3 separate regions of the Homo sapiens genome follow, and regions 1 and 2 are each linked to region 3. The links are chromatin loops, found by intact Hi-C in ENCODE. Cell type or tissue: GM12878. All regions are shown on one strand. Links, peaks and the distances in the headings refer to the core of each region. The heading gives the core; the rest is flanking DNA. Region 1 has its middle 72 kb from the start of DAAM1. Region 2 overlaps LINC01500 (long intergenic non-protein coding RNA 1500). Region 3 has its middle 31 kb from the start of LINC01500.

Region 1 (10,369 bases), core at 911-8,910, 320 kb before region 3:
CAAATATGCTGACTCTCATGCTGCTTGCTCTGTTTGCCTCTGACCCAGGAATCTCATGTTTTTTGTCAGCATCCATGACATTGTGGCTGACCAGCTTATTAGATTTCAAGTTGGGAAAATTCTCAGACCCATTCATCGTCCTTGACACTATGTAAAAGTACCTTTAGCACAGGTTTAATACTTTTTGTTTTCCTAGCCTCAGTACTTGTGTGGTGAAATCCACAATGACACCTGAAGAAGGAGGTGACTTGACTCGGATTACAGAGCAAGTTCCAAGCTGAGTCTAACTCCTGGACTCATGCTTCCAGCTTTCTGCTCTTTTCTCCAGGCGTTGATACTTTGTTAAACATCCAAGGCAAAGAATATGCAGAGAGAATATGAGTTTATCAAGATAGGTAGACATTCTATCATGGAAAAAGAATGTTTTCTATTGAGTTATTGGGACTTGGGCAAAGCCATCCTTGGCTAATTCTTTTGCTAGCTTTTCCATGAAACAATTGATGGACTGTGCTTCTTCGGTGGTATTTTCATAGAAAATTCAAGTTCATGAACTGCCCAATGATATACAGCACCAAAGTTATATGATGAAAAGCAGAGTTACCAACATTGCCAACAAGCCTTGCGATGAATGGATGTGCTGAGCTAGTACATAAGGAAGGAATTCTGGGTCCCATTGGAATCAGCAGTGATGGAATTCACAGGTACTTAGTGCATGGATGGTGGGAGAGAGGACAGGTTATGTTTGGGGTGGATGGTGCTGAAGGCCACCTAAAATTAGGAGGTAAATACAAGAAATAATTTCACTCAAAATACCATTTCCTTATAAGCTGTTCAGTGCATTTTGGTCCACAAAAGAAAAAGTTAAAATCTTGGAAGTGAAAACAGCTGGAGATCATCAAGCAATCACCAAGAGTTTGCAGAGCACGGCAGCAAGAGTTTGGGACAGATTTTTGAAAACAGAGAACTCTTGATTTAAAGACTGTCAGGGAACTTGGCTGTGTTTTGGACATTGCCTCTACATAGGTCTTAGAGTTCCAGTCAATAAAATAAATGCATATGCTTTACTTAAGCTGAGAATATTCCTGTGCCAGTAACATTCTCTGGAAGGACAAGAAGAGTCCTTCTTTAGTTTAGTATAGTTAGTTCATCAGGCAGCTAGAGGCTCCAGACTGAACAGACATGGAGAGTACAAACGGTGCAAAGTGTCTCTGTCCTTGAATAGCTTACAGTTCAGTAAAGGGAACAGATATGTAAGTACATAATCACAGTAGAGTGAGATATGTGCAATAATAAATATATTTATAAGATGCAGAAGTAGATAATAAGGAGCATTAATTCTACCTTGTAGTAAAGAGTAAAGAAAAGCTTCACAAAACAGGGGACATCTATGTTGGTTTTCTTGCTTTCCCTATTTAATATGAGCCACTAGTAGACCCTTTGTTTCCTTCTTTTAATATGACCTAAAATGATCTAGTCTTCCCTGTTAATAGCATAACCCTCTTAAAAAAGTGCATGGTCTCTTTCTTCGTTTCGCTTCATGGAGGAAATAATTTAAAGTGTACAGTAAGTTTTTTTGCCTATTTGAAATGTTTTTCAACTGTACAGATTTAATAAATTGATACTTTGTGCATATGATTACACAATTTCTGAATGATTGTACAATATGAGTTATTTATCAAGACAATTTGCTTCTTTGGCATAACTATGCTGCAGACCAATTTATTTACTGAGTGCAGGTTCGAATTGAGCTTAACAGGTGAGCCACTGAAACTTAGGGACTGTGGAGATCCTACAATATCTTTTGGAACTAAAGTCTCACACCACGGGTACCTCTGATCTTGATGATGAATGTTCATTTGGGTTCCACAGAAACACAGAAGTTGCTAGCTCTTTTTTTTTTTCCCATTTTAGTCAGTGTAATCTCATGTACACTCTCCACTTCTAACCACAGAGGGTCGAATTGGAAGTGGATTCCATTCTGTTAACAGAAAAGCAATTACTTAACTTATAAATTTAGAAAGAAGACCTTATTTCTTATAAAGGGTTACAGTCTGCAAGGTGGCCATTCTGAAAGGCTGGGAAGCATAGCCTCTGGCCAAAGCCCAGACACAGGTACTGCAAGGGAGGGAAAGAGGAGACAGGAATTTGTGCTGATTTCAATTATTTGTGATAGTGCTTAGTATTTTCATAGATAATCTTCCCCTTTGCTTTTGGGAGCATGCTCTGGGTGAAATGCCCAGACACTTGGAATTCACTTCTTCAAAATTCTTTTACTTTTTCCTAGGGACTTTAAGCATAGCAACAACCTTATTTATTTGTTATTTCTCTTCAACTTCCTTCATCATTTTTTTCCACAGTTTGTCCATGTAAGTGTTTGAAGATTGACTTGCTCTCCTGGGAGTTTAGGTTAAGGGGAGATGGGTGGGAAAGGCATTCCAAGTAGAAGAAACAGGATGCACATACACATAAGGAATTTTTTAAAAAGCAAGGCATTCAATAATACTGGGGAACAGTATGCAAGGGGCTGAGCAAAAGGGGGGAAATAGGGCCAGAAAGGGAGGCAGGGACCAGTTATGAAAAACCGTGTAAACTATTTTGACCATGACATCAACATAGGTTTCTAAGGTGGGGAGAATCAGGATCAGATTTATGTTTTTAAAAGATTGCTGTGATGGCAATGTTGTGACTAAGATTAGGCAAAAAGGGGGAATTGTCTGGGAAACAGCAGGAAGAGACTTCCAGTCCTTTAGTTGAGAGACAGTGAAGCCTTAACTAGGGCAATGGAAATGAGATCAGGGAGGGAAGGACAGGTTTGAAAGCTACTTCAGGAGGGAAAATAAGAAGAGTTTTATAAGAGAATTGGTTTAAGTGGTGAGTGAGGTCAGGTAGGAAAGATCATGAGGTTTCTGATTTTGGTGAGTGGCCAAATGGGGAAACCATAAAAAAGAAGAAATATGGAAAGAGGTACAGGCTTGAGGGACAAATAGGCCTGACATCACCATGGAGTGTCTAGTTGAAGATCAGAGGAAGATGGAAATGCAGGTCTGAAATTGAGACTAGAACTTCGGCTGACAATATATAGGTGTGGAAAACATTAGCAGTGGAAAACAGGAGGACGTCTGCTCAGCCAATGACCTAGGCTTCAGGAATTATGTCTTCCTAACCACAGCCTCCGCTGTAGAGGTGAGCCTTAGACAATGTTGTTCTACCATTATTTCAACATTCACTTGACAAGTACTTTTTGAGTCCTTATTGTGCCAGGCATAAGTGATTATATGGTGACCAAGATGGACAAGGTCCCTGCCTCCTGGAGCTCACATTCTAGTTCATGATACAGGTGGCAGGAACAACATATGCAGTGGGCCTTAAGCAGAAAGAACCTGACATGGTCTAGGAGCTTCATCATGAAATGAAGCTTGAGAGGTGGGCCAGGGCCAGATCATTTGGGGCCTTGTAGGTCATGCTAATGAGAATAGAGTTTTTCTAAGTCTCTGAGGATTTGCAAGCAGGACAGTATTGAAATGGGCTTTATCACATGTTCATCTCCACTTCTAACCACAGAGGGTTGGATTGGAAGTGGATTCCATTCTGTTAACAGAAAAGCAATTACTGAATTTACAAATTTAGAAAGGAGGCTATCTTATAAAGGGCTACAGCCTGCAAGGTGGCCATTCTGAAAGGCTGGGAAGCATAGCCTCTGGCCAAAGGCCAGAAACAGGCACTTCAAGGGAGGGAAAGATGAGACAGGAATTTATACCGAACAGGTTGGCCAAGTATACATATTCAATGGGTTATAGAGGAGCTATGAATATTCATGATGAGGGTCATCATACATATTCAGGTTGAGTAAACATGTATTTTACATACAACCCATGTTCACCCTGAGGTGGAGACTTAACATTTAAATGCATTACAATTAGGCCAGATATGTCCAAATGTGAAGCAGAGACAGGGAGGCACTCAAGTACACAGCCTGTAAAACCTGCCAGAGCCAGTCCATGGCTGGTGGTCTCTAATCAGGAGAAAGTTACAGAAATCAGTCTCTTGTTCAATCGAAGCTGTAGTTGTGGCTTGTGAAACAGGGAGTCAGTCAGCATCTGATGGTGGGTGAGCTGCAGTTATTTCAATATTGCTTATCTTGAGGTCAGTGCTTGTTTAGCTTCAGAGTAAGGAAAAACCTTGTGGCAGTTAGAACCTAGTTTACTCTTTAAGTGTAGGAGTGCATGACTTAACCCTTGCCTGGTGTGGCCTTAGGTCCTATTTAGAATTTGGTATCTTATTGCCATAAAGAGTCCATTCTGTCAGCCTTATTTTAACATTAATGCTGGCAAGTTGTTGGGTCTAAACTGCAAAAGGGAGAGGGTATGATGAGGCTTATCTGACCTCCTGACCCATCATGGCCAGGAACTCAGTTTTTAAGGTTTCTCTGGGGTTCCCTTGGACAACAGGGGGTCCATTCAGTGGGTTGGGGGGCTTAGGATTTTATTTTTAGTTCTCAATCCTTAGGCTAGCTGGTGATTTCTGACAAAGCCTAGTGCAAAAAGATTATCTGGACCAATCAAGACTTTTTTTTTCCCATCAGGAGTTTACACTGATAAACATTGAGTAAATGTGGCAATTAGTAGAGGTTGCTGAAACTGACAAGATGCTGCAAGATAGAGAAAGAACCATTATGGACTGTGTGCAAACTAAAGTTGTGAGAAAGCAGAAAGCATCATGCAGCACAAGTGATGTGGCACAGGAAGACAGAGCACGCCCCTGTTCTTTCATTCCTATGAGACACCTTTGTTCTTTATTGCCCATGTGTGTCATTAAAACAAACTCTTCCTTATTTGAATCATCTCTGTGAACCTCTCTTATAACTGAAAAGACTCAATTAAAACACCTAGGAAGAGTGGGTAAAGAGAGAAGGGGACAGAATTTACTGCTTTACCCTCTGTGACCCCGTGGATGAGTCATATTTTTATTGTAGCACTTAGAGGTTAGATTATACTTGTTTCTTTGTATGCTTCTCCCATGATTTGCATGACTTATTCATTTTGGTATCTACAGTACTGACCTTCATGCCTTGCACATTATTTGACACTCAAAAATGCTTATTGAGTTGAATTAAGCATGGAACCCTAAAATATTTTGAAGGTTGAACTAAGGAGGGAAAATAAGTACAAAGAGCAGTTTTAGAAGAAGGAATTACAGTAGCGGTACACGGGGAACCAAAATGGAGTGGCATCTGGAAAGACAAGGATGTGAGAGAATATCATAAGAAGGAGTGGTCAAAAGGACCAAATGCTGTAGAGAACTTAAAATAGCAAGGACTAAAAATGCCTATTGGATTTACCAATGGTTTTATCACAGAGATAGAAGGAAAGGTCATATTGCCATCTACTGAAAAAGTATAGTCAGCAGGGGTGGATGATATTTAATAATTTATCACAGCATATGCTGATCTTATTGATTTCCCCAAAATCGAATTACAGACTTCCATTTATATATAACTGCAAAACAAAGGATAAAGCTTTGGTCATTGAAAGGAGATGCATAATATTTTCTATAAATAAACAAATGAAATAAACATTAAAGATTCAATATGCTTAGGTTAATATACACGCTCATCAATTTTTTAGGTTTTATTTTTTAGAACAGTTTAACATTCAAAGCAAAATGAAGAGGAAGGTAGAGAGATTTCCTAATACCCCCTGCCTCACACATGCATAACTTTCCTCACTATCAACATCCCCTTCCAGAGTGGTACATTTATTACAATTGATGAACCTATACTGACATGTCATAGTCACTCAAAGTCCACAGTTTATATTAGGGCTCAATTTTGGTGTTGTATATACAGGTTTGGACAGTTAAGTAATGACATGTATCCACTGTTACACTATCATGGTGTAGATTAACTGCCCTAAACATACTCTGTGTGCTTCTCCTATTCATCTGTCCCTCCCCACTAGCCTCTGGCAACCATTGGTCTTTTTACTGCCTCCATAGTTTTATCTTTTACAGGATATCATATAGTTGAAATCATACAGTATGCAGCCTTTCAGATTGGCTTCTTTCGCTTAGTAACATGCATTTATGTTTCCTCTATGTCTTTTCAAGGCTTGATAGCTCATTTATTTTTAGTGTTGAATAATATTCCATTGTCTAATGTTCCACAGCATATTTATCCATTCACTTACAGAAGAACATCTTGGTTGCTTCCAAGTTTTGGCAATTATGAATAAAGTTACTATAAACATATATGTGCAGGTTTTTGTGTGGACATTTTCAATTCCTTTGAGTAAATACCAAGGAGCACGATGGCAGGATCATATGGTTAGAGTATGTTTAGTTTTGTGAGATACCTCAAAATTGTCTTCTAAAGAGGCTGTGCCATTTTGCGTATTAGTGAGAGCTCCTATTGATCCTCATCCCCCTAATCATTTGATGCTTTCAGTGTTCTGGACTTGATCATTCCACTAGGTATGCAGTGGTATCTCATTGTTTTAATTTGCATTTTCCTGATGACACATGATGTGGAACAGCTTTTCATGTGATTATTTGCCATCTGTATATCTTCTTTGGTAAGGTATCTATCTGTTGAAGTCACTGACTCATTTTTAATTGAAGAGTTCTTTGCATATTTTTGATAACAGTTCTTTGTCAGATGCGTCTTTTGCACACATTTTCTCCCAGTCTGTGGCTCTTCTTCGCATTCTCTTAACATTGCTTTTGCAGAGCAAAAATTTATTTTAATGAAGTCCAGCCTATCAATAATTTCTTTCACAGATCATGCCATTTGTGTTGTATCTAAAATGTCACTGCCATACTCAAAGTCATTGCCATTCCCAAAGTTGTCTAGGTTTTCTCCTACGTTATCTTCTAGTAGTTTTATAGTTTTGCATTTTACATTTAGGTCTATAATCTATTTTGAGTTAATTTTTGTGAAGGATGTAAGGTTTGTGTCTAGATTCTTTTTTGCATATCGATGTCCAGTTGTTCCAGCACCATTTGTTGAGAATACTCTTTGCTTCATTGTATTGCTTTTGCTTCTTTGTCAAGGATCAGTGGACAATGTTTATGTTGGTCTATTTCTGGGCTCTTTATTCTGTTCCATTAATCTATTTGTCTATTAATTCACCAATACCACACTTTCTTGATTACCATAGCTTTAGAGAAATACTTGAAGTTGGGTAGTGTTAGTCCTCCAACTTCTCTTCATTTTTTGCTGTGCTATCTGAATCCTCACTCCTCCTTTGGCTCTCTTTTTAAATTTGTTTGTTTTTGAGACAGAGTCTTACTCTGTCACCCAAGCTGAAGTGCAGTGGTGTGATCTCGGCTTACTGCAAACTTTGTTTCCGCAGTTCAAGCAATTCTCATGCCTCAGCCTCCCGAGTAGCTGGGATCACAGGCTTGTGCCACCACATCCAACTAATTTTTGTATTTTTGGTAGAGATGGGGTTTCGCCATGTTGGCCAGGCTGGTCTCGAACTCCTGACCTCAAGTGATCTTCCCACCTCGACCTCCCAAAGTGCTGGGATTACAGGTGTGAGCCACTGCACCTGGCCTCTTTTAAAATTTTTATAATTTTCTGCTGAATGTTATCAGAAAGTTCTGGGAGATAAAGTTCTGGAAATTGAATATATGTGGTAGGAAGATTAACCTTTGACAGTCTTTGTTTTTTGTGTTTTTCCTGCAGACTTACATCTAATGAAGGAGGTTGTGCCTGTGTCTGAATGCAGGAGGGGTCCTATGACTCTGGTCTTGCTATAGAGTCACCATCTATAATCAGCCTCTTTTCTTTCAGATATTATTTGACTTTGAACTTTTTAGCTTTTAGTTGTTTGCTTGCTTTCTTTCCTCCTTCACTATGACAAGGAATGCTACATCCTTTTAGACCTGCAATTTTGGTTGCCTGTTTTTCTATTTTATTGCTTTGCAATCTTCTGGGGCTCTGCATCCAACACATGGCTCTCCTGAATTTGTCTTTTTCTAATATAAAAATATTCATGCACTTGGGTTTCTTTCAATGGCACCTGAATTTCTGGCAGGTGATTTTCTCCATTCAAGGTTGTGCTGTGAGTGAAACAGCCCTCAGCCATTAATGTCATTTGCAGAAGGTTCAAATCTGCTATCAGGTGGCTCTAGCCTTATTTATGTTCTGCTTGGGTTTGTTTTTTTTTTTTTTTTTGCTATATTTTTCTATTTCATCTCACTTGGATAAATGGCAGTCTTCTGTGGCTACCTCTTTGTAACTAGACAGATAAAGCTGACCAACTTCATGCCTTCAGGAAGTTTCTCCTCGACCTTTTTAATGAATAGAAGTTTCTCTTTGTTTTTCCCAGCTTTTTGTCTCTCTTTATAAGCCAGACTTAAAGAGAAAAAATGTATAATTTCAGTAGACTCCCAAAACCTGCTGTGGGAGTGGGAGTTGACAGGGTGTTAGGGATGACCTCAGGTAGGTGGTTCACAGGGATCTTCAACAGGACTCTGTAGCGAAAGTCCTTCTCTTGACCCCAGAGACAACTCTGAACCATTCTTCCACTGCCATCAGCTTTTCACTAACTTTAGCTGTGAAGAGTCAGCAGTTGCCAGAGTGGATACAAGGTTAAGGGAGAATATTACAATGAGGAATACTTGAACTTAGCTGGAATCTGGAAGAATCCAATAGAGAGGGAGAACCTGAGATGGAGAAGAGTCCTATCAAAAGGGTTGAGTGCCTAGCCCAGGAATCAACCTGAGCTAGTAATTAAGATGCCTTCACGGCCGGGCGCGGTGGCTCACGCCTGTAATCCCAGCACTTTGGGAGGCCGAGGCGGGTGGATCATGAGGTCAGGAGATCGAGACCATCCTGGCTAAGAAGGTGAAGCCCCGTCTCTACTAAAAATACAAAAAATTAGCCGGGCGCCTGTAGTCCCAGCTACTCGGGAGGCTGAGGCAGGAGAATGCCGTGAACCCGGGAAGCGGAGCTTGCAGTGAGCCGAGATTGCGCCACTGCAGTCCGCAGTCCGGCCTGGGCGACAGAGCGAGACTCCGTCTCAAAAAAAAAAAAAAAAAAAAAAAAAAAAAAAAAAAAAAAAAGATGCCTTCACACAGCAACTGATCTCTTGCCCATATCAATAATTTTATCACTACTACTATTAGTTGGGTGGCTTTGGGGAGTTAATGAAGATTACGGGATGAGTGCTAAAGATTTTGATGATGTGCGTTGTCTGTTTACTCTGCTGACTGTTCTTTTTTGCTGTGAAAAAGCTCTTTAGTTCAATTAAGTCCCAGCAATTTATCTTTGTATTTATTGCATTTGCTTTTGGGTTCTTGGTCATGAAATCCTTGCCTAAGCCAATGTCTAGAAGGGTTTTTCCAATGTTATCTTCTAGAATTTTCATAGTTTCAAGTCTTAGATTTAAGTTCTTAATCCATCTTGAGTAGATTTTTGTGTAAGGTGAGAGATAAGGATCCAGTTTCATTCTCCTACGTGGCTAGCCAATTATCCCAGCACCATTTGTTGAAAACGGTGTCCTTTCCCCACTTTATGTTTTTGATTGCTTTGCCAAAGATCAGTTGGCTGTAAGTATTTGGGTTTATTTCTGGGTGCTCTGTTCTGTTCCATTGGTCTATGTACCTGTTTTTATACCAGTACCATGTTGTTTTGGTGACTATGGCCTTATACTATAGTTTGAAATTAGGTAATATGATGCCTCCAGATGTGTTCTTTTTACGTGTCTTGCTTTGGCTGTGCAGGCTCTTTTTCAGTTCCATATTAATTTTAGAATAGTTTTTTTCTAATTCCGTGAAGAATGATGGTGATATTTTGATGAGAATTGCATTGAATTTGTAGATGGCTTTTGGCAGTATGGTCATTTTTACAATATTGATTCTATCCATCCATGAGCATGGGATGTGTTTCCATTTGTTTGTGTTGTCTATGATTTCTTTCAGCAGTGTTTTGTAGTTTTCTTTGTAGAGGTCTTTCACCTCCTTGGTTAAGTGTATTCCTAAGGTGTTTTTTTTTTTTTTTTTTTTTGGTTTTCATTTATTTATTTATTTATTTTTGCAGCTATTTTACAAGGGGTTGAGTTCTTGACTTGATTCTCAGTGTGGTCGCTGTTGATGTATAGAAGAGCCACTGATTTGTGTATATTAATTTTGTATCTGGAAACTGGAGTGTTTAGGGTTTTCTAGGTAAACAATCATACCATCAGCAAACAGTGACAGTTTGACTTCCTCTTTACTGATTTGGATGCCCTTTATTTCTTTCACTTGTCTGACTGTTCTGGCTAGGACTTCCAATACCATGTTGAAGAGGAATGGTGAGAGTGGGCCTCCTTGTTTTGTTCCAGTTCTCAGAGGGAATGCTTTCATCTTTTCCCCATGAGTATTATGT
Region 2 (10,369 bases), core at 1,069-9,068, 88 kb before region 3:
CGTGCTTGGCACATAATAAACACTCAATAAAAGGGTTTATTGTTAAAACCAACAATTGGGCTGGCTGTCCCTGTTTCATGTATTCACGAACCTTATATCTATCACAGTCTTCAGAACACTAATGTGATTTATTCTGTTTACTTATCTGTCTACCTCTGCAACTAGGATTAGTGTAATAAATGTAATAAATCAATGTAATTTGTTGAATTACAAAGTGTCAACACTTGACTCTGGACTTTTTTAATTATTATTTTTTATTATTATACTTTAAGTTCTAGGGTACATGTGCCCAACGTGCAGGTTTGTTACATAGGTATAGATGTGCCATGTTGGTTTGCTCCATCCATTAACTCATCAATTACATTAGGTATATCTCCTAATGCTATCCCTCCCCCAGACCCCCCAGACCCTGATAGGCCCTGGTGTGTGATGTTCCCTGCCCTGTGTCCAAGTGTTCTCATTGTTCAGTTTCCACCTGTGAGTGAGAACATGTGGTGTTTGGTTTTCTATCCTTGTGATAGTTTGCTGAGAACGATGGTTTCCAGGTTCATCCACGTCCCTGCAAAGGACATGAACGCATCCTTTTTTTATGGCTGCATAGTATTCCATGGCATATATGTGCCACATTTTCTTAATTCAGTCTATCATTGATGGACATTTTGGGTTGATTCCAAGTCTTTGCTACTGTGAATAGTGCCGTAATAAACATATGTGTGTGCATGTGTCTTTATAGGAGGATGATTTATCCTCAAGGATCTAGAACTGGACTTTTAATAAATAGTTCTGCTGCCACTGAACTCCATTGACTTCCAAAAGATTAGCACATTTTCTTGATCATATTTTCTAGCCTTTTGTCTATTGGTGTAATCTAAACAAAAATCAAAGTTTTAAAAATGTGTCTGGATATAATTGTACTCTTAGAATGTTCACATATATGGGACAACAGAAGACCCTGGTTCAAAGATTCAAAGATTGATTATTCTGGAACTCACAGTACAGCTCTGAAATGGATGAAGTATATCCTGTGGCTGACCATGTACGATGAGACAACCATTACATCAAACCTCTGAACCAGAGAATGAAGAGTTTGAAAGGGAGTCTTCTCTTGTGGTCAATTCTAGGAGACAAAATTCAGAAAATCCACAGAGGCTGGAAAATAATTTGTAGGGAAATGAAAAGCAAAGCCAAAGACTCCTTGAACTTCATCTAGTATTGTAAATAACCTAGTGGCAAAACATTAGATGTTTCTGCTAAAATATCATTCTTAGAATATTAGCATGCTTAAATATGTCTGGAAAATCCTTAATGACTCTACATTTTGCTAAGTCCACAACTCTTTCATCTCCTTCCAAAAGCAGTGTGATAAACAGGTATCATTCAGGGAGGATGAAGGTTTCTGAGCTTTACTATATGAAAGAGCCAATTCCAATTTCCCAAAATACCACTAAAGAAGAGTAAAATCTCACAAAATGCAACAGATTCATTGTGCAATGGTGTTGAAGCAGATGGGCAAGGGATATGAATGGGACAACAGAAGACCCTGGTTATGCTAATAAAACCCTCAATTTCACTTTCACCATTAGCTTATATTCCATTAAAGAACTCTCAAAGAGAAGTATGTATTTTCTCCAAGTAGAAGAGTTTTGACCCAAATTCTTGGGCCGCTATTTTTTCATTGACTTCAAATGAAGACTTTTTTTGATGATAATACCATGGTTTCCACCCTGCCACTCACAGCCCTGCCTTAGCAAGAAGGTAGAGATAAGATTCTACATGACCAGCATTTGAGCACTATTACTCATGTCCTGATTCACAAATAGAACTTGACAGGAAGAACAGACACCTTTATAAACTAACACTAATGTGTCATGAATATCAAAAATATTTTGAAATTGAAAGTGCTCGAAACATTTTTTTAATCAAAATACCTGTATAATTTATATTCAGTCAGTCATGTGTTATTTAATTGCCTGTCACAAAGGGGAGGTTGTGTTCTCAAAATGTAATTTCCAGAGGATTACAAAGTATGGCAAGATGCCAGTCACTGAGTCGGTTTCTCAGTAACCAGTAGCAAGCTCAAGATTTTGCATGGAAAATTCTGCTTCCCAAAGTCAGTTACCTATGCTGCACAAAGGCTATCTTTCCTGAGTAGCACATGCCAGGCATGCTCTGCTTTGTCCAACAAATGTGCACTGAGAACCCACCATGTCCCTGACCCTACACTGGGCAGTGGGCACACAACTGTGCTGAAGTTTCCAAGATCTCGCAACTCAAGGGATGAGACAAGCAAACCAAATACAGTTGCAGTACAGAGCCATAAGGGCTCTGATAGGAGACAAAAAGCATCAAAATAATGTGAAAATTAGTACCTACAGAATGCAGCAGAGGATAATCCGACTCAGCTAGATAACTTTAGTTGATGGAGAGAAATGAATGTGTTATCTAAAGGGTGTTGAAATTTGCCTCTACGTACAAATCTTTATAATAACGTTCTTCCACATTCTTCTCACAGAATTGAGGGAATTCTTGAACCCATACCTCTCTCTGGCCAAATGGGATTAGTCCATATAACTCAAAGCATTGGGGGGTACTGATGGAAGGAGGAGGAGAGGGGAGAAGTTAACCTTTTGGAGCAACACTTATTTTTTACTCCTGAAGCAATAAGCTGGCTTCAAAGTGTAATGATGATTAATAATTCTCAATAACTACTATCTACTCTCTAGACCTTTCCTTCTCTTTTAAACCATAGGGAACTCTCCGATGAACTCATCTCAAAAGCATGTTAAAAAACAAAGATAATATGTTAAGAGAGATGTTACCAAAAGCAATTATAAGAGGATGACATGGACTTCTATGAACAATGACAAAAAAAAGTAGGTTAACTTTGGCATTAACTGAACTGAAACTTAAGGAAAACACTGAAGATGATCCATGGAAACTTTAGTTATACTCGAGCATGGGCAATGAAGCAATAAACTTGTTTTTGAGCAGCCAATTGTAGAATAGTTACAGCTGAGTGTTAACAAGACAAGCTGGTGAACATCTATCTTACTTTTCTTTTCTTTAAGAAAGATGACCTTCAGATGGAAAAGGATAACACAGATTGGATAGAGAAGAAGGCCATAGCAGGGACATTGTAAGGAAGCCTCTAATTCCAGTGAAGTTTCCCCAGGGTTTCTGGATGATTGGGAATAATCATCACAGCCCAGATGGGGTTTCTGAAGTACAAAATGCATGAGGATGGGTTCCCCAGAAGTAGATGCAAAGGATTTGCATACAAGCATTTTATTTAGGAGGTGATGTCAGCAAGCATGGGTAAGAAAGTGAGGAAAAGAGAGAGAAAAGAGAAAGAAGACAATATAGGGAGAGTTACTGACCAGGTGACCTCTGCAGACAGCTGGGGCTCCATCCTGCCGAGAGAACTCTGTGAGACAGTGTAAAAATGTCTAGGAGTGGTCCTATCCATGGCACAAGGAAGCTGGGACATCACCTCCAACTCTATCAGTCAGTAGCCAAAAGTTCCTTCTGGGTCATTGACTCTCCGCCATTCCAACCTTCCTCATCATTTGAGCCTTAAAAAAACAACTCTGGTAGAGATTTATAGGTGCTTGTGATAGAACTCTATAGGCTTGCTAAGAATGGTGAGAGCTGAGGCAGTATGAGAGGGATTTCAACAGTACTTACCACATGTGAAGAGAAGGAAATGGGCAAGAAACTGATGATAAATCAATGGAGACCTAGTTTTCAAAGAGGGAAAGTGGAGTTCTACAACTGATCTTGGAGAACTTGACATTAATTTGGGGGCAATAAACATATGTTATAGGGATGTTTTGGAGTAACTATAACAGAAAGCAGAAGTGATGAGAATCCAGCAAGAACCTTATTCGATTAACTTCATCTCTCTTTTTTAACAGGGTCACTAAACCGGTAGGTGGAAGAAATGTTATAGACCAATGTAACTATTGTATGCAGGTCTAATTTCCTTAGATAGCATGAAATTGACCAAGCTCAACCACAAGCTATCATTATCCAATGGCCTACTCAGACACCAGTTTGCCCAGCTTCAAAGAATACAATTTACATGGTATTCTGGGTGAATGTAGCTCTCTAGAACACAATATCAAATGCACTGTAACTCATGCCCCCTGAAGTTGTGGCCCTGTGACACACAGTAGTGACAGCACACATAAAGTTATTCAACATCCAGAGGAGACTTCAACTCCTCCCTCGGAAAGGCCCTCCAGTCTAGAGCAGGAGAAGCCAACAACCCAAGAATCTCCACTCAAGATTGTGAAGCTCCTCTTGAAAGCTCTTGAATTATGCAAGGCATAATATCAGAAGATATAGCTGAACAAATTCAACCTTTGTATTCCCATGGACACCCACGGATATCACTCATACAAAAATTCAGAAAATTCTAGTAGCATGCCAAAAACGATTTTTATCAATGACTTGAGTGTCTCTGTTTATATTCTTTCTATCTCTCATACACATACATATCACATACACAGTATACTCATTCACCTGAAGCAAAGTATAGTAAATTTGTAGATTACATACAATTGGGAAATGTGATAGATACTGGGGGTTGGGCTGCTCAATCTCCATTTTGCCTTCCTTCTGGCTGAAGATTATGGAGAACTTTTAAAAACAGAAAAAGCAAACAACTCTTGTAACTAAGATTCTGGATACAAATTGCCTAATTAGCACCTCTCATGAAGAATGTGGGAGGTGGAAGTGAAGCAGATCCCACTTTTCTGCCCTTTTTGATATTTCTGTGTTCCACTTTTCATGGAGAGGCTGTGGAGATGCGAGGCTCTCCTGCAGCAGTGTTTCAGTGTCTCTTCGATATCTTTCTAGGTGTCAAAAGGTGTGACAGCAACAATGGTGGTAGCATTTTCATTCCTAGATCACACGTAAGACTTTGTGTTCTTGAATGCACAACTTCAGAAGTGGCCTTGGAGGTAGTAACTCCTCTGTTGGGAAAATTCTGTAATGTTCTGAGAGTTATTTCTGAAGGCTCAACTTAAAATCTATTCTTCCAGTACTTCCAATGATTTGTTAAGAATAGTATGTGTGAAATTTCTTCATGGTGAAAATCCCTAGAGAGGTCTCTGTCTCCTGCACTGAATACTGACTACTTAGAAGAGTTGATAAATACATTGAATGACAGAATTAGGGTTAAAGGCAAATATAACATGATAAAACTGAATAAGGATAAAAGTCTGTTAGGTAGGTTCAAAAGCAATTGCACATCCGTCAGCTAGAGGCAGTATAACTTCACAGCATCATAAGAGAAAAAGCTTAGAGAGAGGTCACGAAAGATGGTAATGTGGTATCCAGAAAGAACAAAGTTATGGACATGCTCTGCTGGTCTATTCTGGTAAGACCACACTGAGAGAAAAGTGATTAATCCTAAGCATCATGTTCTAAGAAGGTGAACAGATCCCTTGAAACATCTGTGTTTTCCTACAGCCAAAACACAGATTAAATGGCATCAAGAAAGAACCAAATCTATTTCACAAGAAGAATGGCTGAAGAATATGGGAGGTCCCCGAGGACTAGAAAAGATTCAAGGTGGACCAAAATAGCCATCTTTAAATATTTACATGGTTTCCTTGCGGAAGATTGATCAGACTTGTTCTGTACATTTCAAAGATTTGAAACCAGGACCAAGAGAGGGGAGAAAGAGGGAGCCCAAGCTAGACACCCTATAGTAAAAGATGTCAGAATACGGAAGGACTGATTTGGCAATAAATTTTTCAACATTTGGGATATGCAAAAAACAAAAAACTGGAGACTCACTTGATAGGGTGACTGTGGGACACACTCAAGCATCAAATGAGTTGCTGGTCTTAGAAGGTAACCTTTAAGGCTTATTCCAAATCCAAGAATTTTTATAGTAAACTTTTTATTATAAGACTAGTAGGGTATTTCTAGAAAACTCACACATAACTCACTATTCTCAGAGACACAAATAATGCACCCACATCCCACCACCCTTCAACACACACACACACACACACACACACACACACACACAGTGGAGGTTGTCAGAGGAAGCTGAAAGCATTCAAGGTTTGGAATTAGGTAGATGGGGCCTCAAATCTTGGCTCTACTCTTTACTACTTGGATGACCTTAAGCAGCTTAAATCTCTGGTTCTCTGTTTGCTTATTGGTGAATAATGATACCTGTCTTGTAATTTTTAATGAAATTAGAAAAAATATGTCTTACACTGGATAAATAAAATTATTACTAGAAGGTTATCATCTTCTAATACTTTAAAACTCTATTCTTTACTTTTTAACCCTTACAACCTGCTAGACAAAAGCCAATAAGCAAAGATTTTGTAACTATTCTAAGTTGGTGTTTTCCTTGCCATATTTATAAGTTCTCTATAAAGTTGGCAGCATAGCATAATGGTTAATAATGAAGGCTCATGAGACAAGAAGATCTAGGTTCAAACGCCAGCTCAGCCTCTTCTTTACCACATGGCTATAAACATAGTCTGTAAACCAGGAACCTCAGTTATCTTCTCTGTAAAATGGGGCTGAAAATAGCACCTAGATTAATAAGGTTTGGTAAGGATCATCAAATAATGCACATGAAGCATTTTGCCCAGTGCGTAGCTCACAGTAAGTGCTCAGTAGCCCTTTCTAACCGTAATTAAACAATAGTGATAGTGATGACAAAAGCACAAACTCTATGAGCACCAATCTAAAACGTTAATGCTACTGATTTACTTATCTTTCAATACTTTCATCCTGGACCTACTATAGCATTCCTTTTTGTGATGAGATTATTTAGATATTTACATGGCTAGACCGTACTTCACACTGATTTCTGATTGCCTTCACTTTTCACAGAGATGGCAAGACAAATCATCATAACCTAATCTAGCACATCATTGGCTGCAGACCTATTTGGGAGGCCTGTATACCAGGGAGGCTAGGAAAACACGACTTCCTACTGGCAGCATTAACTCAACAAACCTCCCAGGGGAGCAATAAAAACACAGTAGCCAGCAGCCTTAATGAGGACATGCTTAGAGCACAGGGTAATCTTATAATGCGCTGAGCGCCCTGTGGAATTCACAGGAATTTGATTTAGCAACATTAGATCTCAGTTTCTCAAAATATTAGCAATATGATTTGTAATAATTGTCTCTTATTTTAGCTGATGACATCGCAAATTACAAGTGTTATTATGGCATTGTTTATAGTTCAGAGATCTTACCACAAGAATCTGCCTTTCAGCTGTTGGCAGATGTAAGTGGAGTTTGCCTTTGTTAATACAGCACATGCCAAATTTTTCCTCAAGGCCTTTAATCAGAATGTTACATATATTAGGACACATGAGCAGCCTTTTTCTGCAGAACAATGAAAAAGACAACCTCTACTCTATCATTATAATATTTTTAATGAAACCATCTCTTTCACTCCAAAAATCTCTTCAATTGTGCATATTTTGTCTGCAGCAAACCTCTAAAGCCCCAAGTGTTAGGTTGGCCCTACTACCTTCTAAATTAAAATGGCCAAGAAAGAATACAAGTATGAGAAATGGATCCAGCCTCGGTGGCTCCCACCAGTAATCCCAGCTGAGGCAGGCAGATCGCTTGAGCCCAGGAGTTCAAGACCAGCCTGGGCAACGTGGCTAAACCCCATCTCTACTAAAAAATACAAAAATTAGCTGCGTGGTGGCACGTGCTTGTGGTCCCAGCTACGTGGGGGGCTGAGGCAGGAGGATCACTTGAGCCCAGGGCGTCAAATCTGCAGTAAGTGGTGTACAACACCGCTCTCCAGCCTCAGTGATAGAGTGAGACCCTGTCTCAAAAAAAAAAAAAAAAAAAAAAAAAAAAGTGTGAGAAATGTGTTAGGCACTTCAAGAACTCCCAGATTCCACTTCTCAAGAACTGTCATCTTTGGGGTTAGAGGTAGTAATAGAAATGGTAACTACACCAAGTGGCATTGTCATAGGCAATGCCAAGGGATAGCTGGGAGGGAGTGTATAGAAAAGAAAAATTTTAGGGTGAATATTAGTAACTGCCAGCAAATGGAAGAACATTTATCAGCTGTTTCAAAGGCACTAAGATAAATCTAAAAAGAGATCATCATAGGAATGAGTTGAATATATCCTAATTGGGGACTAACTTAGGTGAAATTTTCACAGTAATTAACTGGCATGTTAAAAAAAAAACTCCTAGAGTCACTTGAAGATAAAAGCTAGTCACTCAGCATGTGAGTCTATTACTTGAGTTAATAGGCAAAAAAAGGAAAAACACTGCATAGAAGTACCTCATCTAATTGAGAGTCACGCCCTGTCATCTCATTTATTCAGGGTATAATTGAGGGATTCAAGGCTACAAAGCCAGTCTCCTCTGAGCACCAAATTAGATGGCCAGCCAAAAGCACCTGCACTATGGGCATGTTCCATCCCCTCTCTATGCTTCAGTTTCCTCCCCTGTTAATGAAGGTACAAATACAAAGCACATAGTAAACAGTGCTCAATAAATGTTTGCTGTTAATTTTATAGTTATTTTTATTATTACTGTTGTTATTACATCTACTAATTTAGCCATAGGAGAGGCCCTTGGGCTCTATTGAATTTATTCATTCACTTCTAAAAGTGTATGGATAGATAGTTTCTCAGTTGTAATAAAAAAAAATTACACACGTTTTTGTCATCCTCTTCTCTTGATTTTCCCCATTGGCCACCTTCTTAGTGTCCTTGGCAGGTTCTTTCATTTCTCCCACACCTCTTACTGGAGGGACACCCCAGGGCTCAGCACTTGCTGCTCTTTCCTCTATCTGTACTTGTCCCTTAGGGATTTCTCATCAGATGCCCGCATGGTTAACTCCCTCCCTCAGCTCCTTTAAGGTTTTCAAACCTTATCAATGAATTCTACCCTGACCACCTGTTTCCTCCTGTGTCCTGACCCCTGTCCTTGCATTCCCAACCCTCTTTTTTGTTCTACCTTTTTCTATAGCACTTATCCCTTTCTAACATACTATAAAATTTATGAATGTATTGTTTATTGTTTGTCTCTTCCTGCTAAGAATGTAAGAGACCAAGAATCTTTGCCTGCTTTGTTCATAAATACATCCCAAATACCTAAAAGAGTGTTTGACATACAGTAGGTCCTAAGTAAAAGTTTGTCAAATAAATAAATGACTAATAAAAAACCCAAACGTTTGTGGGAACACATGGATACCCAGAATAAAGGCTACATTTCTCAGTCTCCTGTGCAGTTAGATACAGCACACTGAGAGGGCAAAAGGCTTCCAGAGAAACCACATGTATTATAGGAAGCACTAACAATGGTCATCCTGATGGCATCTTCTGAACTCAACAACCTTCATTTTCTCCCCTTCTTATGAAAATTAGACAGAAGAACTCATTTAGCATAGAGGCAATTTTACACACCTCAATAGCCTTTAAGGGAAGTCAAGTCACTGATATTGATAATAATTATCTTGAATTATCAATATATCAAAATGAATTCTTTTTTATGTATTCTAAGTAGCCAAGGACATACATTTAATAAAGATAAATATATATAATCTTTAAATTATACATAATGTATTTTATATGTATATGTATCTATATTACATGTATATGTATTATATAGTATATGTACATTATATTATATAGTAGCTAAAATAAGAAAAGTCTTAGCACTTAAAGGATGGTAGTCTTTAACGATCTGGAAATCTACCATTTCCCATTGATGTCAGATTCAATGGGTAAAGATAAACTTTCTTTTTCTAAATGCAAAATTAAATAAGCCACTGCTTTTAAGTCCTCTTATTAAGTACTGGAAAACCTAGTCAATAAATGAGAACATAAGAAGGACTGAGAGCCCTATTGGCCTAGGTGGTATTTTATTCATTCATTTAAAAAATAATGGCCAGTGAGTATGTAAGGCCCTGTGTTAGGTGCTGTGGGGCTCACAAATCTTATACAGGTGGAGGTCCATGTTCTCATGGAAGTTATCATCCAAGGCATGATACAGGAGATCTCCTGGAGGAAGAAACAGCAAAGGCTACAGAGAATGGAGAGCCACCTGTAGTAGGGAAATAAGGATGCCTCGATCTTTCATTTAATTAATATGATCGAAGAGCACACTGAGCCCAGCCAATCTCATAAAGAGCCAAGTTTGTGACATTCCACTGAAAACCTAGAGATAGTTAATCCTAAAATACCCTCCAGCAGCAAAATTCTGCCTTGGAAAATTCCCTTTTCCTATGACTAACATGTGATTTCAGTCTATTGCCCAGTGCCATATTCCCCTTATCTCAATTATCCTACCCATCTGGCCCCAAATGCTGGTTCATGAATAATAGTTTACTATGTGCCAAGCACTGTCTA
Region 3 (10,369 bases), core at 1,638-9,637:
AAAAAACAACAGATGCTGGAGAGGTTGTGGAGAAAAACGAACGCTTTTACACTGTTGGTGGGAGTGTAAATTAGTTCAACCATTGTAGAAGACAGTGTGGTGATACCTCAAGGTCCTAAAGACAGAAATATCATTCCACCCAGCAATCCCATTACTGGGTATGTACCCAAAGGAATATAAATCTTTTATTATAAAGACACATTCACATGTATGTTCATTGCAGCACTATTCACACTAGCAGAGACATAGCATCAACCTAAATGCCTATCAATGATAGGCTAGATAAAGAAAAAATGGTACATATATATTATGGAATACTTAAAAAAGAACAAAATAATGTCCTTTAGGGACATGGATGGAGCTGGAGGCCATTATCCTTAGCAAACTAATGCAGGAACAGAAAAGCCAATACCACACGTTCTCACTTATAAATGAGAGCTAAATGATGAGAACACATGCACACATACAGAGGGACAACAACACACTGGGGCCTATTGGATGGTGGAGGGTGGGAGAAGGGAGAGGATCAGAAAAAATAACTAATGGGTACTAGGCTTAATACATGGGTGATGCAATAATCTGTACAACAAACCCCCATGGCACAAGTTTACCTATGTAACAAACCTGCACATGTAGCCATGAACTTAAAAGTTTTAAGTACAAAAAATTAAAAAATAAACTGTCATGAGGTCATGAAATGTTTGACAGGTCCTTGCTCATGTAGAGTTTTGAGTACTCTACATGGAAGAGCATTTTGCACTGCTTCAAAATTTACTTTTTTTCCCCTATTGAGTAATCCCAGAGGATATTTCACAAGAATTATATGGCCTAGGCTGCTGTAACTTTGAAATGTATCATCTATTTTTTATCCAGCAAAGTAAATTATCAGTTGACAATTATACCCATTAAACTATATTATTTGCAAATTCTGTTCCCCTGAAATACTCATTGAGTCTGTCACATAATTTCTGCTTACAAAGGAAATGAAATAATCAATTTTCTAAACTTTTTTCTTCCTTCTCTTTTATACAAAATTTCAATTTCTAATTCAAATATTTAATTTCAATTTATATTTCACTAAATGGATCAAGAACCCCATTGGTAAAAGGTATATTTAAATACATATAACAATGACATAAATGTTTCCACATTTATGTGGAGAACTTTATTCTCCCTAGTCCTTTCTATTCTCTCCCATTTATCCCTAAACAATAATTCCTTCACAAATGTATCAATTTAATACAGGAAAGTTGACAATTTCTAACACTGAGGTATTAATGAATGTGGACAAACCAATAACTATTTCAATAGAAAATGCCACACAGGTAAGTGAGAATCAAAATGAACACCCAGATTCCCTAATCTACCTTTAAAAAGTGAAGAAGTGATCTGAGTCTCTAAGTTATCTTTCTAGTTGGAGCAAGAAGAATATTCCCATGGCAATGTCTTAGGCATCAACCATTTCAGCATCAATTCATTCATTAGTCTAAAATTCATTATATGCCTACTATTTATGCACCAGTGAGTATTCATTCTTAAAATGGAGATAACTGAACCTTATTATCTTATGAAGATAAAGTTTGTGAGGATTAGATGATTCATGTAAAGTACTTAGTACAGTGTCTGGCACAGAAGAAGCACTAAAAGAAAGCTAACAATGGATAACATTGTTGACAACAATAGTGGGCACTGGTACCACAAAGATAAATATTACTTTTATTAATCTCAGGTTGCTAAAGATCTAGCAGGGCAGATAGATGTGTGGCTATAACAAGGGTATATAGTGGCACCATAAATAAAATAACACTGTCTCCTGGATTTCCCAGAGTAACCCAGATTTCAAATATTCTGCCCCATTGACAGACCTTGAGTTCAATTCATGTCTGATTATCTTATGTATGAAATATGGTTTCTAGGGTGCGGTGGCTCATGCCTGTAATCCCAACACTTCTGGGAGGCTGAGGCGGGCGGATCACCTGAAGTCAGGAGTTCGAGACCAGCCTGGCCAACATGACAAAACCCTTCTCTAGTAGAATTACAAAAATTAGCTGGGCATGGTGGCATGTGCCTGTAAACCCAGCTTCTTGGGAAGCTGAGGCAGAATTACTTGAACCCAGCAGTTGGAGGTTGCAGTGAGCCAAGATCGTGCCATTGCAAGGCAGGCAGATCACCTGAGGTCGGGAGTTCAAGACCAACCTGAACAACATGGAGAAACCCATCTCTACTAAAAATACAAAATTAGCCAGGTGTGGTGGTGCATGCCTATAATCCCAGCTACTCGGGAGGCTGAGGCAGGAGAATCGCTTGAACCCGGGAGGCGGAGGTTGCGGTGAGCTGAGAGCACACCATTGCACTCCAGCCTGGGCAACAAGAGCGAAACTCCATAGCAAAAAAAAAAAAAAAAAAAAAAAAGAAAGAAAGAAAGAAAAGAAAAAGAAAAAGAAATATGGTTTCTACAGCTATAATAAAAACACAATGGAAACAATATAGCATTGAAGAGGCATTAGAAACTCTTACTTTTAACTAATGTACAGTTTTGTTGAAGAGCCTTATGCACATGGAACCATTAAAAAGCAAGATAAAACAGCAAATAATCAGGCTCAATTGCTTAGATCAGATAATGAGTGTTAAAATGCTAGTAAGAATTCAGAGTGCTTACTTTATGAAGAAACTGAAACTTGCATGCAAACTTAAATTGGGTCGGAATTTCATAACAAGAGATGAAGTAACAGGGAGAGGCTGAGCATCATTGTATGTGAAGAGGACAGTCAAGGTACAGGTCCAACTTCAGGTTCTAAAACTGCTTCCTCAAAAATGAAAAAGCAAACGTGTTGAGAATAGTAGGAGAAGACAATTCTACTATAAATAATAGTAGCCAGGAACAATGCTTTAGACAACACACTTCTTCAAGCAGCTGGAGAAAAGGAATTCACTTGTCCCTGGACAGCTTAGTGGAAGCTGGAGGTATAAAAACACTTTATTTAGCTGCAAATCCCCTTGCATGTATTTAGTACTTTTAGCTTTGCAAAGTCCTTGCTGTATGGTCTCACTTAAGTCTCCCTTGCTGCAGCCAGTGACTGAGTATGAAGCAAGATCCCCTTACAGCCCTCAGTTGTGTGTACAGTACAGTTTTCACAGTTCTAAAACACTGGCTAAGTAATCCATGTCTCTACCTTGCTGAATAAGAAAGCACCATTAATGGAATTGGGCCCCTAAGAAATGTAAAGTCAGCCTCAGTTTGGGAAAGACATTTGGTTAATGTTACATAATCACTGATTCTTATTTCCTTCTTAAATTTTGGATCTCATTTGAGACCATTTGGAAGCTAAATAAGAGCTCCTATATTATGGATTTCCTCATGTAATAAGTGGTAGGCATGTAACTGTGTTCTAGAGGAATTCAGAGTAAAAGAACAGCAAAGCATTAAAAGTTTTTTCAAATTGTCCAATAATGTAATATAGTAAGGGTTGTCTTTTGATTATGGAAATATATATACTGTAATATGTGCAGCTTTCCTGAACCATGCCTTCCCACTCCCTTGTGTTAGAGAAGTAGAATGTGCCCCCTCTACCAGGGGTATGAGATGTTTGCAGTCGATGCATGTCAAGCAGATTGACAGCATCCCCAGTTGCGTTTTAGCATTTTAGTCTGTGATAGCTACTCTTGGCAAACAAAGAAGTCTGGCTTTAAGTGGAGTTTACAGCACGATACAGACCCAACCTAGCTCTTCATAACCATAAGACTGTGCCTTTTCCCATCTGGCAGAGAATAATGACTTCGATTTAAGAACATCTTGATTCTGTTCGCTCCAAATACATTTACAGTGAAGGCATTGACTCTTTTTGTAAGTTCTTTCAACTTCCTCACCCCCACTGTTCAAAAAAGTAACAAATATGTACAGGTTAAGCAGTTTGCCTCCCATCAGCTGGAGAAACAAGATTTGACTAAAGTAGTCATTGTTGGGAGCCACAGGACAGAGCACCTAGAATTTAGGTGAATTTAGAGAATAAAGTTAAGAAGAATCAATAAACAGTGGAGTTTAAATAGCTACAGAAGCAGGTACCTCTATGAAATAGTTTACAAGGATATTGCTCCTGAAACTGGAGAAATTGGTAAATATCCTCAGGAAGATGACTGAAATGAAACTGACAGAAAAGAAAACTCACTGAAACATAGCTGGCATTGGCCAAGGATTGTTTTAGAAAAAGGTTTTCTTTTCTTTTCTTTTTTTTTTTTAAGACAGAGTCTTGCTCTGTCACCCAGGCTGGAGTGCAGTGGTGCGATCTCGGCTCACTGCAAGCTCTGCCTCCCAGGTTCACGCCATTCTCCTGCCTCAGCCTCCCGAGTAGCTGGGACTACAGGTGCCTGCCAGGACTACAGGTGCCCACCACAACGCCCGGCTAATTTTTTGTATTTTTAGTAGAGACGGGGTTTCACCGTGTTAGCCAGGATGGTCTCGATCTCCTGACCTCGTGATCTGCCCACCTCAGCCTCCCAAAGTGCTGGGATTACAGGCATGAGCCACCGTGCCAGGCCTAGTAAAAGGTTTTCAAAGGCAATGTATTAGCGAGGATTTCTTCATGTTTATCCAGCATCTTGAAGGAGAAATAACTCTAACACAAAAAAAACAGCCCTCAGAAATACCTACTGTCATTGCTATCATTCTATGTTGACGAAGGCATCTCTGGGCCTTTACCTTAGGTAGCTGCATGAAGGTACTTGCCAGAAAAAATACCCCCGCAGCCATGTATGACGCAAAGGATGATTCTAACAGGTTTTTTTTTGTACCAAAATAGGAATTCTGGTTTGCACATCAATGCCTTTTAAGTTTCATTAGTAAAACCTGGTCTCCTACGGGTTAATCATCTCTGTGTAATTAACTAAATTAAGTTTCTGAAACTATGAAGTGAAAACCACAGCTCACCATATGGGATGCCCTCTCCAAGGTACTGATTCCCCTGGGGTCCTGCCCACAGCTGCTGGACAACCTCACTCTGGACCTGTCTGTACCTGTGGCATCCTCCATTCAGTGGTCTAGATCAGTGCTTCTCAAGCTTAGGGTGCTTTCAAATCACCTGGGGATCCTTTTAATATGTAAACCTCTACATACACTCAACAAGCCAAGCAGATGCATTATTTTTTCTGCCCGGAATCTAAAGTGTTTCAGTTTCCTTATCCATGAAGTAAGAGGTCTGAAGAGCTCTCGATGGTGAACAGGTTTGCTCTCTTGAACCATTTGTGAAGGATTGGTCATGAGTGTGGTAGTGTTATGCTGGGAAGGAGTCTGAAGTTGTCTCAGGAAAGAACAATTGGTCAATAATGTCTGCCATGTGTTTAGCATAGCAGACATGTCATATATTAAAAATCCCATATAAATAATCTCCAAACTTCCTAACTTTCCATGATTCTTGGAATTCATAGTATTATTTTAGACATCATGGGAAAGAGAGAAATGTCTTTGCATAATGAAAACAAGCCATCTAGAATCCCAATATTTAACATCTGTGAGTGTGTTTGTGTATGTGTGTAACAGGAACAGTTGTTAAGCCCAGACTTTTGAGTTCACATTTTCTCTAGAGAAGTTCCAAAAATAACACATGCCTCTGGCTTGCTGGCCTCTGTCATCGTGGTACACAGCTTTGTCTGTGTGGTCAGGAGTAAAATGAATATGTCTATCACACTGCCAGAATTTCTACGTGCTGTTATGAAATAATTAGTTAAATTTTAATGAGACATGGAGGAGATCCAGGTAAGCCATGAGGAAGTTGTAAAAAAACGAGGAGAATTTCCTTTTTTTAACTTCCTTGTTCTTGTTATTATTTAATTTACTATATATTAATATCTAGTGGAAGCAAATCACCTAAATGTCTAATGTTAAGATATACCCATCTGATGAACTGTTACATAGCCATTAAAATTATCAAGGAAATCTTGTAGTAACAATGTGAAATATTTATGTTGTAAGGTAGAAGGAAAATGGAACATGAAAATGTTCACAGCTATTAAAATATATCCATCAGAAGGGGAAAGAAGGAATGAAAGTAGCTTCAAAATATTGTTGTTTTTGAAGAATAAGTCCACAGGTACAATGTTTCTTAATTTTTTAAGTTTGTTACAATAAATATATATCTATGCAGCTTTTACAAAGGGAAATAAATTACAAAAACTTACTATGTTTGGTTTAAATGAATGTTTCCCTTGTTAGTTATAGAAGTAATTTAACAATATTAAGGCAAACTGGGAGTGTGGATTCACCTATAATCTCATTACTTGGCAACCTGACAATTTTACTTTTAGTTTATTATCATAAATATATTTTGAAGTTTGAAATAAAAAATGAGAAAAGTGTCTGTGCCTGAACTGTTAGTTTGTAAAACTCAAAGGAAGCTAGAAATGTCTGTAATTTTAAAAGGAGTTATACATTAACTCAAAACCCATATCTACATAAGCTCAGGACTTCAAAATACGCCACCTTCTGATTGGTAATGGATCGATGCAAAGGATTCAGACTAGAGTTATTCTATAAATGATTTTATGTCTTTCAGTTTTAAGCTGACTGCAGGGAATAAAAAGCCAGCTTTTCCCATATGTGAAAAGACATCAAGATAACAATAATATAAATAACAATTATCTAGAATTTTTCCACCTACAAAGCACTTTTAGCTGACTTATTCTTAGCAACCCTTGGAGGTAGGTATAATTATGCCTTCTTTATAGATTAAGATACTGAGGCTCAGAGACATTAACAGATTACACAGTTAAAATGAGATACAAATTTGAATTCCCAAGCATTTTCACTACTGCCACGTGTAGAAGCTTGAATGTTTTGATGAAAACTCTACCCTCCCTTTCAGAAAGAGAAACTCTACCCTTCGTTTCAGAAAGAGAAAGATCCTGTCATCAAGAGATCCTGGTTAAAGCTTTTAGCACAGTCATTCTCAGAGAAGCACAGAAGTTTATGAGAATCATTTGTAGGAGCTTTTACTTTTTTTTTTTTGGCAATTTTATAACTTTATTTGATGTATCTGACGATCAGGGATTAGTTCTCATCCACATTGACTGTCTGTAGATTTTTGAAAGTGGTAACAGTTACATAGGTAACCAAAGTATATAGCTTATTTGGTGAATCTTCATCCTCATTACGTTTTCTGGACAGCCTCACATGGATTCGGTATAGGACATTCCTTATTCCTTTGGCCCAGACAGCTTTGTTGAGCCTGGTGTCAATGCGCACATCTGGAGTTCCCATCTCCTTCATGGCAAATTTCCGAATCTCTTTGAGTGCCCAAGGTGCACGTTTCTTGAAGCCCACTCCATGGATGCGCTTGTGAATGTTGATGGTATATTCTCGGGTTACCACTTCGTTGATGGCAACGGCCCGTTTTCTTCTCGCCACCCTTCTTTGCGGGAACCATTCTGCCGCGTCCAAGTTGGAAAGGCGGGGCTTTTTCAAATGTACACTACCACCACCCTGAGGTTCTCTTATACCTCCCTAAAGGCAATGTGTTCCCTATGCCCAGTGAGAATTGTGCCCCATTGTGCACTGGCATTAGGGATATGCAATGTCACTGTTTTCTGTCATTCACCTGTGCTAAGGCAGAAGATGGATTGAAAACTATATGCCATAGTTCTGTTCTTCTGTTTTGGCAGAAGAAAAACTCTAGGGAATGTAAAGCCTGCTGTGGCTAAGAGTTATAAAGGTCCTAGAGCTCTAGACAGCCTGGACATGTCAAGAAAGATTCCAAAATTGGGTAGTTTTTCTTAAAGAAAGGTCAGAATTCACTAGAGTGAGACTCAGGGTGTGCGTTCTTCTCCATTTGTGCACCACCCCACATCCATCCTCTGTTCCTCCATGGCAGCCTAGGTCCTCAGGGAACTGATGCTTACAGATAGCATTCTCTAAGTTTTTTTGTGCTTGGGTTTTTTGTTTGGTTTTTTTTTTTGTTTGTTTGTTTGTTTGTTTTGTTTTTTGAGATGGAGTTTCACCCTTGTTGCCCAGGCTGGAGTGCAGTGGTGAGATCTCAGCTCGCTGCAATCTCCGCCTCCCAGGTTTAAGCAATTCTTTTGCCTCAGCCTCTCAAGTAGCTGGGATTACAGGTATGCGCCACCATGGCTGGCTAATTTTGTATTTTTAGTAGAGACAGGGTTTCACCATGTTGGTCAGGCTGGTCTCGAACTCCTGACTGCAGGTGATCCACCCTCCTTGGCCTCCCAAAGTGCTGGGATTACAGGCGTGAGCGCCCGGCAGTATTCTCTAATTTCTTCAGGCTCAGATGCCCCGGACGGTTCAGCCAATGGAAGGCAACAGCAGGAGAGATGAGGGTATTTCTCTGCTGCTCGCTCCCTACTCAGCTTCATGGTTCACAATCTGGCAGTGGCACCATCCCTCCCTGACTGTAGCTCCTGATGCAGTTGCAGTCAGCTCCCCTTCTATAGCCCCAATTTTTAATGGGCCTTAGTAACAACACTCTTCCTTCCCCTCCACTCTTCAGTTCTAGGAAACAGTTTCTCAATGTTGCTGGTCCCTGAGTGCTTCAACATTCCTTGTTGGTCCTTTTAACCCTGCCACAGCTCTGTAAATCGTCCCTTTATGAAAATTCCTACTTACACCTAGTTATTCATATTTCTTTCAATCCTGCTCAAAACTCCCTTTAAATGCTATGCTACTGTGATTAGTTGACATTACTGCGTGGATATCTTACTAAAGGATATGCTGATATTTTGTTAATATGTAATCTAACCTAAATAATCCCTAAGGCTCCATGTGGCTCAGTCTTAGCTGTGAGTCACAGTCAAAAGAAACATAAATCTGGCTTCGTAAACTTTGGACCATATTGTAGATCTTTTCTGTAGGTTTTTAACTAGGCCATCTAGGGGTTTTATACAGGATATCAAACAGAAAACTTCCCAGAAATTATCTTTAGGCTCCAGTACTTAGTTCTGAAATTCTGCACACGGTAAAATTGCTAAAATTTCTCCTACTGTCTCTCATTTTGGAGGGTGCCTCACCACAATTCTATTCATTTCTCCACTTGTCTGTGAGCACCTTTCCTGGCTTCCCAGCCAGGTGCGACCATCAGGACTTACCCAAGCTCTGGCCACCTGGTTGGAGAACTCACTCTGTAACCCCATGTTACCCCATCCTTTCTCAGTCCTATGAGAAGGAGGCATGTAGCCTTCTGGGAATTCCTCTGATGGCTTTTCATAAATAAATTTCATGAAAAATTTCAGATGAATAAAATTCTTCCCTTCACGTTGGTGAGAACATTTTATATACTAAAGTTATCCCTGCCTAAGGGGAAAAGTCTTGCCCTTTATACCTCAAGCCTGTAGCCTAAACAACACTGAGCCACCCAAATACAAAACATACTTACTACCCAGGAGAAAGTGAATAGTTTTCCTTAGGGAGAGGAGCCTGAAGCTGAAGACAGAGAAGAAAAATCACACCAGTAGAAAAACCCACGGATGAACGTCATCATACTCAGTGTTTATTTATTTTAGATAATAGTTTGTGCACTAAGAAAAAAATTAAGATGTTTTATTTCTCTTTCTAGAAAGAAAAAAGCAGACATAAACATTTTTTGAAGGGACTGAAAGTATCTCACTAAATAAAATATGGCAAGCCTGTGACCAAATCTATGATGAAAGAGCAAAAAGAGTATCAAAATCATACAGGGTTTTCTTCTATAGGAAATCCAGACTGCGAGTCATTAAGCCCTACACATTTACCCCAAAAATTCAGTTCTGTGGCACAGAATTTGGAATAATTATACAAAATTATAGGTAGATTTGGGGCAAGAATAATCTCATCAATTTTCAATGTCACTGCCACAGCACAAAGCAAAAGTAGAGAAAAACTTGAGAATTGCACATACTTTGTCTCGAGTTTTAAGTTCCCCATCTAATTTACATAAGATGCCTTAACATTCTTTGTCAAGGGCAAACTCAACAACCAAGACAGTGGAGGCACAGATGGAAACAGCAGGTCACAGGGGCCATGCATTTGGCCAGCCAGCCTGCCCTGGGAATCACTGACATAGGACCAAGAAGAAAAAAATGCGCCTTTTTTCTTGTAAGTCAACATAAAATTCTGGGACATCTTTCTTCATCTACTCACTGATATGTAGAGAATGTATCTGAGAAAAGATGGGTAATGAAGTTAGAGATCTGTATGGCTTCAATCCTGAATAATTCACAGGAAATTTACTTTATGGGCAAGCAGCTGGACCAAGAGGTGGCCTCCAGGGACTCACTGCACTAAGAATTTCCAGCAAAAAGAACAATGCACAGATGAGGCCATTAATGTCCCACATATTAAATTACTGCAAATATTTCTCAGGTAGAATAACTCTATAAAAGGGAACCCCTG

The links. Peaks named below come from ENCODE experiments on the same cell type or tissue, not always from the same donor. Only the 100,000 strongest peaks of a DNase experiment are listed, where the experiment ranks them.
Region 1: it touches region 3 in a loop (2.3-fold over the local background); 1 of 110 quality-filtered maps calls a loop at or near these places.
Region 2: it touches region 3 in a loop (2.3-fold over the local background); 1 of 110 quality-filtered maps calls a loop at or near these places.

What each region holds. Positions count from the first base shown.
Region 1 is chr14:59,111,725-59,122,093 of GRCh38, reverse strand. No RefSeq gene overlaps it. Among named protein-coding and RNA genes, the nearest start is that of DAAM1, 72 kb to the left of the region's middle. In GM12878, for the core only: no CTCF peak of the experiment used is centred there; a DNase peak (open chromatin) is centred at 4,853.
Region 2 is chr14:58,879,546-58,889,914 of GRCh38, reverse strand. The region is part of intron 1 of LINC01500 (long intergenic non-protein coding RNA 1500); the gene reads right to left. Among named protein-coding and RNA genes, the nearest start is that of LINC01500, 56 kb to the right of the region's middle. In GM12878, for the core only: a CTCF peak has its summit at 5,264; no DNase peak of the experiment used is centred there.
Region 3 is chr14:58,791,700-58,802,068 of GRCh38, reverse strand. It overlaps the pseudogene RPL31P4. Among named protein-coding and RNA genes, the nearest start is that of LINC01500, 31 kb to the left of the region's middle. In GM12878, for the core only: a CTCF peak has its summit at 6,473; a DNase peak (open chromatin) is centred at 4,898; H3K27ac peaks cover 449 bases.